3 separate regions of the Mus musculus genome follow, and regions 2 and 3 are each linked to region 1. The links are chromatin loops, found by intact Hi-C in ENCODE. Cell type or tissue: heart. All regions are shown on one strand. Each heading gives the region's core, and the rest is flanking DNA. Links, peaks and the distances in the headings are about the cores only.

The links. A loop is a pair of places that touch in the nucleus more often than their neighbours do. Peaks named below come from ENCODE experiments on the same cell type or tissue, not always from the same donor. Only the 100,000 strongest peaks of a DNase experiment are listed, where the experiment ranks them.
Region 2: a loop joins it to region 1, with 2.2 times the contacts of the local background. A loop is called at or near these places in 6 of 42 quality-filtered maps.
Region 3: a loop joins it to region 1, with 2.1 times the contacts of the local background. A loop is called at or near these places in 8 of 42 quality-filtered maps.

Annotation. Positions count from the first base shown.
Region 1 is chr17:33,086,824-33,091,353 of GRCm38, forward strand. Zfp563 (zinc finger protein 563) reads left to right here and starts at 2,544. Exons shown (of 4, transcript NM_001024950.2): 1 at 2,544-2,656. The coding sequence starts at 2,654. In heart, for the core only: a CTCF peak has its summit at 2,588 (motif pointing right); a DNase peak (open chromatin) is centred at 2,558; H3K4me3 peaks cover 1,429 bases; H3K27ac peaks cover 1,009 bases.
Region 2 is chr17:32,990,320-32,994,849 of GRCm38, forward strand. It overlaps Zfp952 (zinc finger protein 952), which reads left to right and starts at 2,820. Exons shown (of 4, transcript NM_001045559.1): 1 at 2,820-2,939. The coding sequence starts at 2,919. In heart, for the core only: a CTCF peak has its summit at 1,851 (motif pointing left); a DNase peak (open chromatin) is centred at 2,772; H3K4me3 peaks cover 1,103 bases; H3K27ac peaks cover 1,176 bases.
Region 3 is chr17:33,392,757-33,397,286 of GRCm38, forward strand. Zfp101 (zinc finger protein 101) reads right to left here and starts at 1,881. Exons shown (of 4, transcript NM_009542.2): 1 at 1,732-1,881. The coding sequence starts at 1,752. In heart, for the core only: no CTCF peak of the experiment used is centred there; a DNase peak (open chromatin) is centred at 1,935; H3K4me3 peaks cover 1,587 bases; H3K27ac peaks cover 1,429 bases.

The DNA.
Region 1 (4,530 bases), core at 1,291-3,790:
GTGGTTCCCTCAGAGCCACTAGTGAACCTGGCTCTCTACTTTTCTGCTGTTCTTTACTTCTTCTATGCCCTTACTGCTATCAAATTCTTCTGTCTATTTGATGTAGACAAGACATTCCCTTGAGCATGAGGCCCAAAGAATACCACTACCTACCCAGTTGTACTTTTAATGGTAGTATCAAACAGACAAATCCTGGACCATTGTCACAGTGGATAAAACAAACAGGTGGGCAAGGTGGTGCATATCTATTCCCAGGATTTAGGAAGCAGAGGCAGGTGGTTCTCTGAGTTTGAGGCAAGCTGTTCCACAAAGGAACTCCCAGGACAGCCAAGGATACATAATAAGAGAGGAAAGGAAACAAAGATGCTAATCTTGGCATTCAACTCTCCTCACCCTCTCAGGTTCCGGATGCTGGAGAGGTTCTGGTCACAGATGGTGGAGAAAAGTCCACTAAAGTCTTTGTCTTGGAGAGGGAGACCAGTCAGGAATTTATTCACCTTAAATGTTTAAGTGAAAAATCTATTAATTTATCTAAAGCCTCGTTCCCTTGTCTGTCTGCCAGCCAAGGAGCTATCCAACTCCTAGTTCCAAAGCATCAGTGATGTCCTTAGGTCTTGAGTCAGGAATGCTGGAAGGGAATCTGGTTTCTTACCTTCCCCTAAGTGAGCCCCCTACTTTGAAGAGTATATGTAAGGGTGAAAATGAAAACTCCCACCCGGATGTCATTAACCTCTTGTGGTGAACAGCTTTGGACTTTACAGATCTAAATGCTCAACACATCCAATTTCAGCCCATTTCCTAAATAATATTAGGGCTACTGTTTAGAACTGGACAGCAGCAATAAAGGACTACTAGGAAAAAAAAAAAAAAACCTAGTTCCTCTGGTCAATGAAATAAAATCTCTGGCCTAACATTCCAAGCTATCTAAAATATAAAAGTTAATTCACTTGGGCCTGTCAATAACCTGACCAGGGGACCATACCTCTGAAAGTTAGGAACATTCCTAGGAAGGTGGGCTCACCTTAAGTTGTGCTAAAGACGTATGCAGAAAATTATCCCTTTAACAAGATGCTGTTTTTCCTAACCGAATTCCTACTCCCTAGTGTAGACCATATCAGCCTCTCTGAGGTTCAGATGGGTCAGCTCACCTTTCTGACCCATGAACTGAGACAGATATAACTTTTTTTAAAAAAATTTCAGATAGTGGTCATAACCTACTAAATACGTGTTTGTTACCATCTTGATAGGGTTTGTTTTCTCTGCCACTTAAAGAATTAAGAGTAAAAAAAAAAAAAAAAAAAAATCTCAGCGCAACAGGTAGCAACAGGGGAAATCTCAGACCCTGCAGGCAGAATCAACTAAAGAACAGCTCTTCCTAGTAGTAAAGAAACAAATGTACAAGAAGGTGGGGGTGGGGTGGGGGGTGGGGACACAGAAAGGCAGAGATCCGGAAACTTTGAAGAGTCTTTCTAACTTAGGGATGTTCAGTTTGAACAAAGACAGGAAAACTGATAGGCCCATCTTTTGGGGTAAATATATCTATTCCATGTTGCTGAACTTGCAGTGCCTGTTCCCAGGCAATGGTCCCTATCCCAGCAGATGCAGTGACTTACAACTTTGCTTCCCTGGGATTTTTTCTTTAAAATTTGAATAAAAATGCTTTAATTGGCAGAGCAAACGAACTGATTCCTGTGTCCCTAGAGAACCTTATGACTGCTACTATGTAACCGCACTTTTCATATTCATAACTGTTTTCTCTTGGTATATTCTCTTGGTATATTTCTCTTTTCTTGGCTGAAAAATGTATGGACTGAGTGAAAAGGAAGGGGAAAGCTTTTGCTATCATGCAGACTACATCATCTCAAGTTTCTCATGGGTGACATTAGACCAGTGGACCTGCCCTGGCTGGGTATCCCTTTATCTCTGTGGCAGGCCTAGGTACCCTTTCTCTAAGGTTCTGTCCATGGTACACTAACTAAATCTGACTTTAAATAAGCAGACTCCAGACTTAGTTTCCAGGGGGAAGTGGGAAAGCTCTTCTTTGGAAAAACCAAGTCTAAATTCTTTTTAAATGCAGTTATCAAGATGAGCGGATGCGGGGCGTGGTGGTGCACACCTTTAATCCTAGCACTTGGTAGACAGAGGCAGGCAGATTTCTGAGTTCGAGGCCAGTCTGGTCTACAAAGTGAGTTCCAGGACAGCCAGGGCTATACAGAGAAACCCTGTCTCGAAAAACAAAACAAAACAAAAAACAAAAAAAAAAAAGAAAAAAAAAAAGAAAAAAGAGTGGATTTCTGCCCGGGCCATGAGAGCTTTGGCTGCAATATGGCATGTGTGCCCCACTTATTAAATTAAGAGTTTACCACCAAGCTCTAATGTGTGTGTGTGTGGGGGGGGGGGGGGTGGGGGGGTTGGGGGGGGGGTGTCTGATCGCTTATCCAATTAGTACCACGGAGCACAGCACGAGCTATCCAATCAGAAGCGCCGATTGGTGAAGCGGACGTTCCTCACCGGCCTTCTCTTACTTGCCAGACTATTGTGGTGATAGAGTTCTGCCAGCTGAGGGAGTCACAGGTATCCGTTCAGGGTCCGTGTTGTGTGGCTGCCAACACCAGGATCATTCCTAAGGCCCCAGCAAGCCTTGGGCTCAGCTATGGTAAGTGTCCTTACGGCCAGCTGTCCAATCAGGAACGCCGGCAGAAAGCGGATATGCCTCACCCGCCATCTTTCTTCCTGGCACGGTCTGGTCAGCTGAGAGGGCAGCGGGTACGGTTAAGCCTCTTTGGCTCCGGGACAGCTGACCTCTGGAGCCTTCTTGAAACTACAAGAGGGCCCGGGAGCAGACGAGGCGAACGTCGGGGCAATGTAAGGGGCGCCGGGTGTTCCCCGGGTAGATGCCTCAGTCCTACATCCTCAGTCCTACATTGCTTTGGGTGCTGCGGGACTCAGGGTTTCTCTGCACTCTAGGTGGCAGGACCCCGGCGGGCAGCCCCATCTCTTGCAGAATCCTGTACTTCTGTCTCCTCAGCGAGACGCCTCCTGTAAAGTACAGGTAGATGGGCATGTTAACACATGACCACTACACCAGCCCATACGACATGATGACGAATTGAAGGCCAGTTAGGACATAGACCCTGTCTCAAAGAGGAAAAAAAAAAAGTAACTTGAAAATATGGTTTATTTACTTCACAAGTCCAGGTTACAGTCTATCGTCTATCGCTGCAGAAAAGAACTCTGCCCAACCATTCTAAAATATAATAAAGTATGCTTTGAGGAGAATAGCAAGTGATGACTAAGCCACCTTACCTGTAGAATGGGCTAGAAGGAAGCCTGGTGATATCCACGAAAGATGTGGGAAAATGACCTGAAAGGCAGTTTGCAGAGCTTCAAAGCTTTCCTTCCTGTATTTGCAAAAGCATGGGTTATTTTGTTCATGTTGTTTATGGTGATATATTTTTGTTTGTTTTATTTTAAGACAAAAAATCTCATTATGTAGCCCAGGCTGGACACAAAGTAACAGTCCTTCCTCAGCCTCCTAAGTGATAAGGTTATAGGAATACATCAACATGCCGTGCCCTTGATACAGAAGAATTTAATGTAGGGGAGGCAGATCAGGGTACTAAATAACCTTGAGGCTGACTAAGGCCACAGTAAATCTCTTTTCACCCTGTTGTGCTTAAATGAGTCAGTGTTTCCCTTCTGCCTACTGATGAGACGACAGAAAGAAATCTCAGTATACGGTTCTAATACTCCAGGTCCACAGAATAGAAAGAAGAGTAGATTTTTCCCCCCTGTATATTCCAAGAAATCTCTCCAGCACTCCTAAAGCCAAGGCAAAATTGTATGGTAGGAGCAGAGGTATCACAGACCCCACAAAGCAGAAAAAGCCCAGGGAAATTGAGGGAGTGAGGCTGCTGCAGTCTTTAACAGTAAAGTCCATGGAAGAAGGGTTACCCTTAAGACCTCACAGATAAAGAGTCACCTGCATACAGGATAGCTCTGTGGCAGTCACAAGGACAGTTGCTCAATACATGACAACTAAAGTATTTGCTTCATCTCCCAGAGGGTTTTAGACAACTCTACCCAAGTTTTGTGAGCTTTGAGCATGGCTAGTATCTTCTGGTCAAACTACTTACTTTCGGTATAGATTCTGGAGTTTCAGTTTAACAGGTGTTTGAAAACATTAAATGAAGTCTTCTAGACGTAAATATTTGTAACTTTAAATTGTGGGTAGATCTGAGTAACATCATGACATATGCAGCTCTGCTAGTGCATCATTCACCTCATATAATCTCATCATATAGCAGCTATGTGACTTCACATCAGCCCACGAAGAAAGGTGAGTGTGGTGCACCATGGCATTGAGACAGAAACTGACTCATTATATATTGCGATTATAGTTCGAGTTCACCATTATATGTTGTTGTAAATACCTTCTTGTGTCTAGTTAGCAAATTAACATTTCTCACATGTCTGTATAGGGAAAACCATAGTGGTTAGGCTAACTACTTGCCACTATTTTAGTCTTCC
Region 2 (4,530 bases), core at 907-3,406, 97 kb before region 1:
TTGCCATTTTGACTGTGGCAAGATGAAGTCCTAAAGTGGTTTTAATTTGTATTTCTCTGAAGGCTAAGAATATTTCTTTTAGTTGTTTTGAGCCATTTGATTTTCATTTTATGAGACCACCCTGTGCAGTTCTGTATATTATTTTTAATTAAGTTATTTGTTTTCTTGATGTTCAGGGTTGGTTTTTTATTGTTGTTACTGTTTGTTTTTTAGTTCTTTATATAGTCTATACACATACCTTCTGATGGATGTATTTTTCCATTTTGTAGGCTGCTGCAATTTACCCCCCCCCCCAGGCCTTTAGGCCCCCCCCCAGGCCTTTAGGCCCCGCCCACCGACTTTAGGCCCCACCCACAGGCCTTTAGTAAGATAGTAAGTAGTAAGATAGAAGCTGTAATTAAACATCTCACAACCAAGAAAGGCTCAGGGCTGGATGGATGCAGTGAGAAATTCTACTATTCTTTCAAAGAAAAGCTAACAGTGGTACTCCCCAAATTACTCTACAAAATAGAAACTGAAGGAACATTTCCTAATATTTTTTGTGAAGCTACTGTTTCCCTGATAACAACACTGCACAAAGATCCGATTAAAAATTGCAGATCAATATCCCTTATGAATACAGATGCATTTTTTCAATAAGGTTTTGTAAGCTTAATTTAAAAATTCATCAAATAGATTGTTCACCATGATTGAGTTGGCTTCATCTCAGAGATGGTTTACAGATATGTAAACCCACAAAGGCATTCCAACACAAACAGACCGAAAGACAAAGCCCACATGATTACCTTATTAGGTGCACAAAAGGAGTTTGATACAATTCAAAACTCAATGATAAAATTTCTGGAGAGACGAGAGATTTAAGGGACATACCTCAATATGATCAAAGCAATTTACAGCAAGCACACAGTCAACATCATCCTAAACTTTTAGAAACTCAAAGCATTTCCACTAAAATCAGGCCTAACCTACGCAGTGGTAGCACATGCCTTTAATCCCAGCACTTGGGAGGCAGAGGCAGGCAGATCTCTGAGTTCGAGCCAGCCTGGTCTACAAAGTGAGTTCCATGACAGGCAAGGCTGCATATAAAAACCCTGTCTTGAAAAATCTAAACCAAAGGCAAAACCCATAACTTGAGTGTGGATGACACTTTCCCCCTTGTGACTATTAAGGCATTGGAAGGTCAGTCTCCTGGTAGAGAAAGTAGTGGAAGACATGGAGAGCTTCCAGAGTGAATGTTCGGTGTCTCTGGCTCATTATGACCTGTAAGGAGACAGTTGTCTGAGTCCAGTAGTCTTAAGGACAACTTCTCCATCTTACTGGTTGGGTCAAACTGAGTTCATGTTCCCAGGCCCAGGAACCAACTCTGATTCTGTTGTTTCACATGCTTCTTGCTTGTCTGATAACCAGTAAAGAATATATAAAAAAAAAAAAAAAAAAAGAAGTTGCCTGTTAAGGAAACTAAGGTACACACGCCATAAATCTATACACTGATTGCCTGTCATGACCTAACTGATTACATGCAGCTTGCCCACCCCTTTGCACCCTTATCATTTTGAGTTACAGGCCAAATGTCCAGGATTTCAAGGACATTGAAACTGGGTGGCCCCAGATAAGGCCCAGTCGCCAATGTGCATCACCTTCCTGACTGACTGCTCCCAGTCAGGGGCAGAGCCACAATGGAAACTCCTTTGTTCAACCCATTGTGTCAAAATATGAGTGGACGGGCTGGAGAGATGGCTCAGCGGTTAAGAGCACTGACTGCTCTTCTGAAGATCCTGAGTTCAATTCCCAGCAACCGCATGGTGGCTCACAACCATCCGTAAGGAGATCTGGCGCCCTCTTCTGGAATGTCTGAAGACAGCTACAATGTACTTACATGTAATAAATAAATCTTTAAAAAAAAATATGAGTGGACAATGCTACAGCCCACCCGGCTTCCCCCTGAACTTGTGGTTTCATCCTTTAATATGCTATACTATTTCCCTTCAGGTATGCAGTAGAGATCCCGAGCTGGCTACCTCTCTGTGTACTCAGAGAATAAAACTTTCATTTTAAGCTGCTGTCTTTGAAATCAATTTTCTTGGCTTCTCCCCGAACCTAACAGATCCACTGTGAAGCTCTTGGTCCAAAATCAGTGTTGATCTGGGAGGCTGAGACCATTTTACATTCCTGAATATAGAGGATTTCCTTGGGCAAAGAAACCTTTTTGGCTGACGTCCAAAGGCTGCTTTTCAGACCTGTTGAATCCTTTGTAGAAAACTTCGGGTGTGCAATTCCATTTTTCTCCAGACAATTTATAGTTGAATTCATTGTTGATATGTTTTAATTTTCTTGGCAGAAAACGGGTATATTGAAACACAAGGTTTGCGAAAGCTTTAGCTTAACCTCCCCAAATCTTGAGCTTGCATGTCAGGTCCTCTTTTTTTCCCTATGCCCCCAGATTGACATAGGGACTCTTCCTAAGGAAAAGTCTTGGGTTTTCTCCTTGGGGTACTGACACTAGAGGCTCCACTGTAAAGCTGTAGCATTAGTTCTTTAGGGGATAGGGTGTGTAGTTGGAAAACGCATGCACTAAGAATCCTGCTGAATGTTTCCTTAAATGCCACAAAACTTCAGGTTGCGCCAGGTTTGTTCTAGTGAAGAGCAAGCTAAAAGGGTCATGAGTGACAACTGTGATTTTAGCTGCAGCGGTACTCAGAAAGGCTGATTTCTTTTTAATTAAGCTCGTAGGAGGCAGGGGGAGTTATTCACCAATCAACGGCGCTGTTATTCCCCTGTCCAATAAGAAGCGCAGATAATCGAAGGGTTCCTCACTTGCTACCATCTTGAAGCCGGTGCAGCTGCGGGAAGAGTCGTGTCAACTCTTCTTCGGTTACTGTCACTTCTTCTAATTTCAGGCTCCTTGGAGAGGACACAGTATGCATCAAAAGCAGAGAATGGTGAGTGTGTCACGGGCTCCTGGCTTCGAGGATGGCAGATCTGTGACACTGCCAGGAGACCAGGGTCCAGTTCTGTCCCTTCACTACGAAACGGGTTTCATGCCAGTCCTTTCAGTGTGGGTCCATGCCTCGAACTTACACCTCTGCAGAATTTGCAGCGCTGGTAGATTGGTGATGCTGAACGCAAACTGCGTTTTGAACGACAGAGGGTGTGTGAGCGCTGTTGCGGGTCTTTCTGCCCTTGCACTTTCGTTTGCCCTGCTGTAGTTTTCCTCCGTGATCACGGTGTGTTTTTCTTTCGTTTTCTTTATTTTTTTCAGCTGTTGGGGGTCCCCCCAAAACAAAACACAAGCAGGCACAAGAGTCCAGCAAAGCAAGATCTTTATTTTAATTAAGCAGAAAAACCTGACCGGTCAGGGACAATAGCATAGACCCCGTCCCGGAAGGAAAATTGCACAGCATATTTCGGATGAGACCTCAGAGCAAAGGGGAGTGGAGTGAGTGGGCTGTAGCGTTGTCCAGCCGTATTTTGACATAAGGGGTTGGGCAAGGGAGTCGCCAATGTGATTTTGATGACTCCTGCGGCTTGTCACAGGAAAGGGGTAAAGGAATCATTGGTGATGAAGCCTCCCCTGGGCCACCTGGTTTCAAGGCTTTTTTCTCAGAATCTTGGTGGTCAGGCCTCATCCTGGACATTTGGTGAGTAACTCAAAATGATGAGGGGCAAAGGAGCTGGTTCCTGGGCCTGGGAACACGGACTCAGTTTGTTTCTGTCAGCAGGATAGTGAAGCTGTCCTTGAGATGCGTGGATTCAGACAACTGTCTCCTTACAGTAGGGCCAGTTGAACCCGAGGCTTTATTTATGTTAGGCAAAGGCTCCTTGTTGTGTAGAGGGCATTTTTCTCCATTGGAAATCTATTTCAACCTCGCTTTTGAGCTCTCTTTTGAATAATAATGCTGGTCAAAATAGTTAAAAGTGGAAATATGGAAAAATGGGGGGAAAGCCTGAGGGAAGGGATTCATGTAGCTGTAATTTGGTTTTCCTTGGTGGGTTTCTCCGAACAGAAAGAATTAGGAGAGTTCGTCAATTAGTCTTTAATTGGAATACAGTTCTTGGAAGAAATATTAAATCTTTGGTGTTTTTGCCTTCAACTACTTGTTCTATGTAGATAGTAATCTCTGACCATCAAGAAAGTCGGGGATGATCAGCCTGACACAAAGGCACCATTTATTTTTTTCCTTGAAATGGTTGAAACTGTTTTTGACTTTTCCTGCTGCCTGTGTATCTGCATGTAGAGTTCTCAGCTACCTCTCCAGCACTGTGTCTGCCTGCGTGCCACCATGCTGCCCACTCTAACAATGGACTAAAGCTCTGAAACTTCTTGCACGTGGCAGAGAGACACCGGCTACTTAAGAATGTTGCCGATCACTTCTCTGACTTTTGGGTAAGCCCAAGTTCAGAATGCTGCCTTGGAGGAAGTAATGAGACGGCTTATTCTGAGCTAAAAATGAGTGACATCTGCCCTGAAGCAACCCAAGTTTTTGTGGATAATGTGTCCCATCATTAAAGAGGTTCTACATACTTTTATAG
Region 3 (4,530 bases), core at 907-3,406, 310 kb after region 1:
AATAAAACAAGACACACATTAATGAAATGGGAGCTGAGGAAGGAGGCATTCCAATAGACACCAAAGAAATTCAGAGAATCATGGTAACATACTTGAAAATCTTATATCTCCAGGTTGTGTGTGGTGGCGCACGCCTTTAATCCTAGCACTTAGGAGGCAGAGGCAGGCTGATCTCTGTCAGTTCAAGGCAAGCCTCATCTATATAGCACGTTCCAGGCCAGCCAAGGCTACACACAGTAAAACTCTGCCTGGAAATAAAAAAAATTAGTATGCATTCCATGCTTGCCACTAAGCAGTCAATGACACACATGCTGCTAAAGAGAAAATCCTGGGATCTTCCTGCCAGAATCTAAGGGAGAAAAACTGTACAGCAGGATGAGCACAGGGCTGACTCTGTAGAATGTTTACTTAGTATGGAGACGCCCCCCCACCCCCACCCTCGGTCCCAGCACCAGCACCACATCAAAGCAAGTGTGCTGGCTCATGCCTTGAAATCCTAAAACCTGAAGGCAGGAGGATCCCAAGTTCAAGGTCATCTACATATGGAGTTTCATGATAGCCAGGGATCTATGAAACCCGGTTTTAAAATAAAAGTAAAAGTAAAAATAAATGAAGCCGAAGAAATGAGTCAACAGGCAAAAGCAGTCGTCAAGCATGCGTTGTGACCTGTGTTTGATCCCTGAACCCAGGGAATGGACAGGAGAACCAACTCCAACCCCACAAGGGAGTCCTTTGACCTGCACAGTATATACTATGGCACGGGAGCCCAAAGATTGGCTCACCACACATGAACAACACTAATAAAATTTGAAATGTTTTGTGCACTCAAACCAACTCTCAAAAAAATACCTCATCCAGAAGATAGAAGACACGTATGTTTTTCTCCCAGATGGCCCCTGTCCACACTTTCCCTAGTCGCAAATTACACTGTCTAGAAAAACGATTTACATAAGGGCAAAGGAAACAACCGAAGATGTTAATATTTTTCTAGAGGACTGTAATCTTGGTAAATACTAATTAAGGAGCCCACCTTGTAGGGCATGATGGTGCTCGCATCTAAACTGCAGTTCTCAGGAAGCAGAAGCAGGCAGATCTCTTGAGTTCAAGGTAGGCCTGGTCTACGTAATGAGTTCCAAGAAAGGAAAGAAGACAAACAAACACACATTACAGGCAGAGGCAGGAGAATCTCTGAGTTCGAAGCCAGCCTGGTCTACCAAGTGAGTTCCAGGGTAGCCAGGGCTACTGAGAAACCCTGTCTGAAAAACAAAGAAATCAACCAATCAAAAACTCACCAGCACCACTGCCACCAAAAGCACATTACATATTCCTTCTCTTTGGAGAAGCAGCCTAGAGCAAAACTAATACAAAATCAAGGAGACCTCAGAAAACAATAAAGCAGGCCAAACGCAAGTGCAAGGTCAGACCAGCAGTAACGCTCAACACCCACGTCCTTTCACTACACTGACCAGACCGCATCACCAACCCGTGAGCGCTGCAAAGTCTGCAGGGTGCAGGACCACCGAGCTCATTCCCCATGATAGCCAAGGGACTGGGATAAAGCAGTTTTACAGCGACAGGGCAGGAGGAGCCTCCGACTCCTGGCTCCGCCGGTGCCAAGCTCCACCTCGAACTGCAGCACAGCGCCAGAGGAACGTCGGGTCGGCGGTGCCAAGCTGCGCCAGGCTACGTCAAAGCCGCGGCCCACGACTCCGGGAGCAACCGTGTACTCACCATTTCCAGCTTCGGACGCATGCGGGGGTCCTTCGGAAGAGCCTGCCGACAAAATAGGTGGCACTGACTGAAACCAGCTGTCACAACACCTCACAAAAGCTACACGGGATTCAAAAATGGAGCCAGGGGCAGAAACTTCAGAACATCCGTGTTCCTCATTTGACAGTTCCAGCAAGGAAGTAACAGCGGCTCTGATTGGCGAAAGATGCTGGACCCGCCTTCTTATTCGTGAGTAGCAGGATCAACAACCTCTCCCATACTTGACGCAAATGGGGAAAAAAAAAAAAAAAAAAAAGATAGAGCAACACCCAATCTTAACCCAGACGTTCCGTTTGGAGTAAATATGTGGGATCCTTGCATTTAAGCACGACGCCTTCTGGGATTTTAGTGCACGCACTCGCTTTGTCGTGTACTCAGTGGGCTTCTACTGTTTCACATAAAATAGCGCTACAGATTGGCTCTGGACATCCCAGACTCAGTGTAGGGAAAGGAAAACCCATGACCCCAAACAGAGAAGGTTACCCGGTCAGGAGAGGACAGTGCCAATAATGAGTGCCAACTTAAGAATCTGAGATGAGGCAAATGGACTTTTGCACCTATATTTTTTGAAAGTTAAGATTTAAAATGTTGATTGAGCCCCAGGTTTGAAAGAAACCTGTACAAATATGTTAAAGCTTTGTCTGAAGAAATAATATTTTAAAACACGTTTGATAAAGACATATGCTTTTGCAAATGTCTCTTCTTACAGGCTTTACTTGGACTACTTCTGGGTATTGAACATTATTACTATAAACCAAGCCAAGAGCAGAAAGCAACATATATGAATTAATAATGTAAATAGAAAAAAACTTGTAAGCAAAGAAGAGGCTTTCGCTCCGGTACTGGTTGGCCTTTTGTCGACTTGATGTTAGTGGGGGTCATCTGAGAGAAGGGAACTCAACTTAGAAATGCCTCCATTAGATTGGCTATAGGCAAGACTGTAGAATATTTTTGGATTAAAGAATGATGTGTGTGTGTGGGGGGGGGGGGGTTTCCAATCTACTGTATTAATGCATACTTAGGTAGATAGGCCTAGGCTGTATAAAAAGGGAGAGTGAACATGCAGTATTTCCCCATGACCTCTACTTCAGTTCCCACCTCCAAATTTCTTCTTGAGTCCTGTGATGATTATTTTTCTGGTTGTCAACTTGACTCTGTTAGTCATGAAATCAAATCTGGGAATGGAGGACATACCTGTGAGAACTTTTTGCTTGCTTTGGAGTCGGTGATTCTGCTTCAGGTCTGGACCTTTGAGGTAGGGAGTCCCAGGCCTTTGAACCAAACCTTGAATCAGCTCTAATCTAGGCTACAGGCTTTGCTAGAGCTGGACGAGGAAGCTTCTGCTCCTGCCTGCTTGCCCTAGCCTTGCTAGCATGTCCATTCCTTCACTGGCATCAGAACCTTACTTTTTAGGGATTCCAGCATAAGCTGAAGACCAGCTGAGACATTTAGCCTCGTGGTCTGAGAAACTACAGGATTCTTGGGCTTTCCATCCACAGCCAACCATTGTTGGATTAGCTAGACCGCAGCCTGTGAGTCTTTCCAGTAAACCCCTTTTCTATACATATAGAAAGATTCATTCTGTAAGCTTTGTTACTCTCAAGAACTCTAATAATTTCCCTTCATGATGAACTTTAAGCCATAAGATAAAATACATCCTTCCCTAAACAAAGTTGCTTTTGTTTAAAGCAATGGAAAGAAAAGATAGAACCATTTCAACTAAACTCTTATTCAATGACCAGAAAACACAGTGAAAAGGTATGTTAAGAAATGAAGTCACACATGAGATACCTTTTATAAAATACTAACAGTCAAGTAGATCACACAAAAGACACATAGGTCTTATAAAATTACTGATTTTACTTCTGCCTTTAGAATATGTTCTGAATTGAAATAAATTGAATGAGAGAGAGAGAAAGAGAGAGAGAGAAAGAGAGAGAGAGAGAGAGAGAGAGAGAGAGAGAGAGAACCAGTGACTGGGTGAAGGTTATAATCAGAAACTTCTCAAAACCAGTACAAATAGTCAATGAATATATAAAAGCTAGTCAACTATTTTGCCAAGAAGGAAATTCACAGAAAAGAAGTAAATGAGACCAACATTTGTATCTCTTTGATCTCTTTTTTTGTCTAATTTCTCTGGCTATAATTTTGAATACTATATTAGAGAGAAAGAGAGAGAGAGAGAGACAGGGAGAGAGAGAGAGAGAGAGAGAGAGAGAGAGAGAGAGAGAGAGAGGAGACCCTTGTCTAGTCCCTGATTTTAATGGGTTTCTCCCCATTTTATTTGATGTTGTCTATTGGTCTGCTGTATGTTGCTTTTGTTATATTTAGGTATGCACCTTGAATACCTGATCTCTTCAATACTTTTAACATGAATGGGTGTTGTATTTTTGCCAAAGTCTTTTTATGCATCTAATAAGAATATCATGTGTTTTTTTTTCTTTGAGTTTGTTTATATATTGGATTACATTGATGGATTTCCATATATTAAACCATCCCTGCATCCCTGGGATGAAGCCTACTTGATCATGGTGGATGATTTTTTTGATGTGTTCTTGGATTCGGTTTACGAGAATTTTATTGAGTATTTCTGCATTGATATTCATAAAGCAAATTGGTCTGTAGTTCTTTCTTTGTTGGGTCTTTTGGTGGTTTAGGTGTCAGTGTAACTGTGGCTTCATAGAAAGAATTGGGTAGTGTTCCTTCTGTTTCTATTTTGTGGAATAGTTTGAAAAGTATTTGGTATTAGATTTTCTTCAC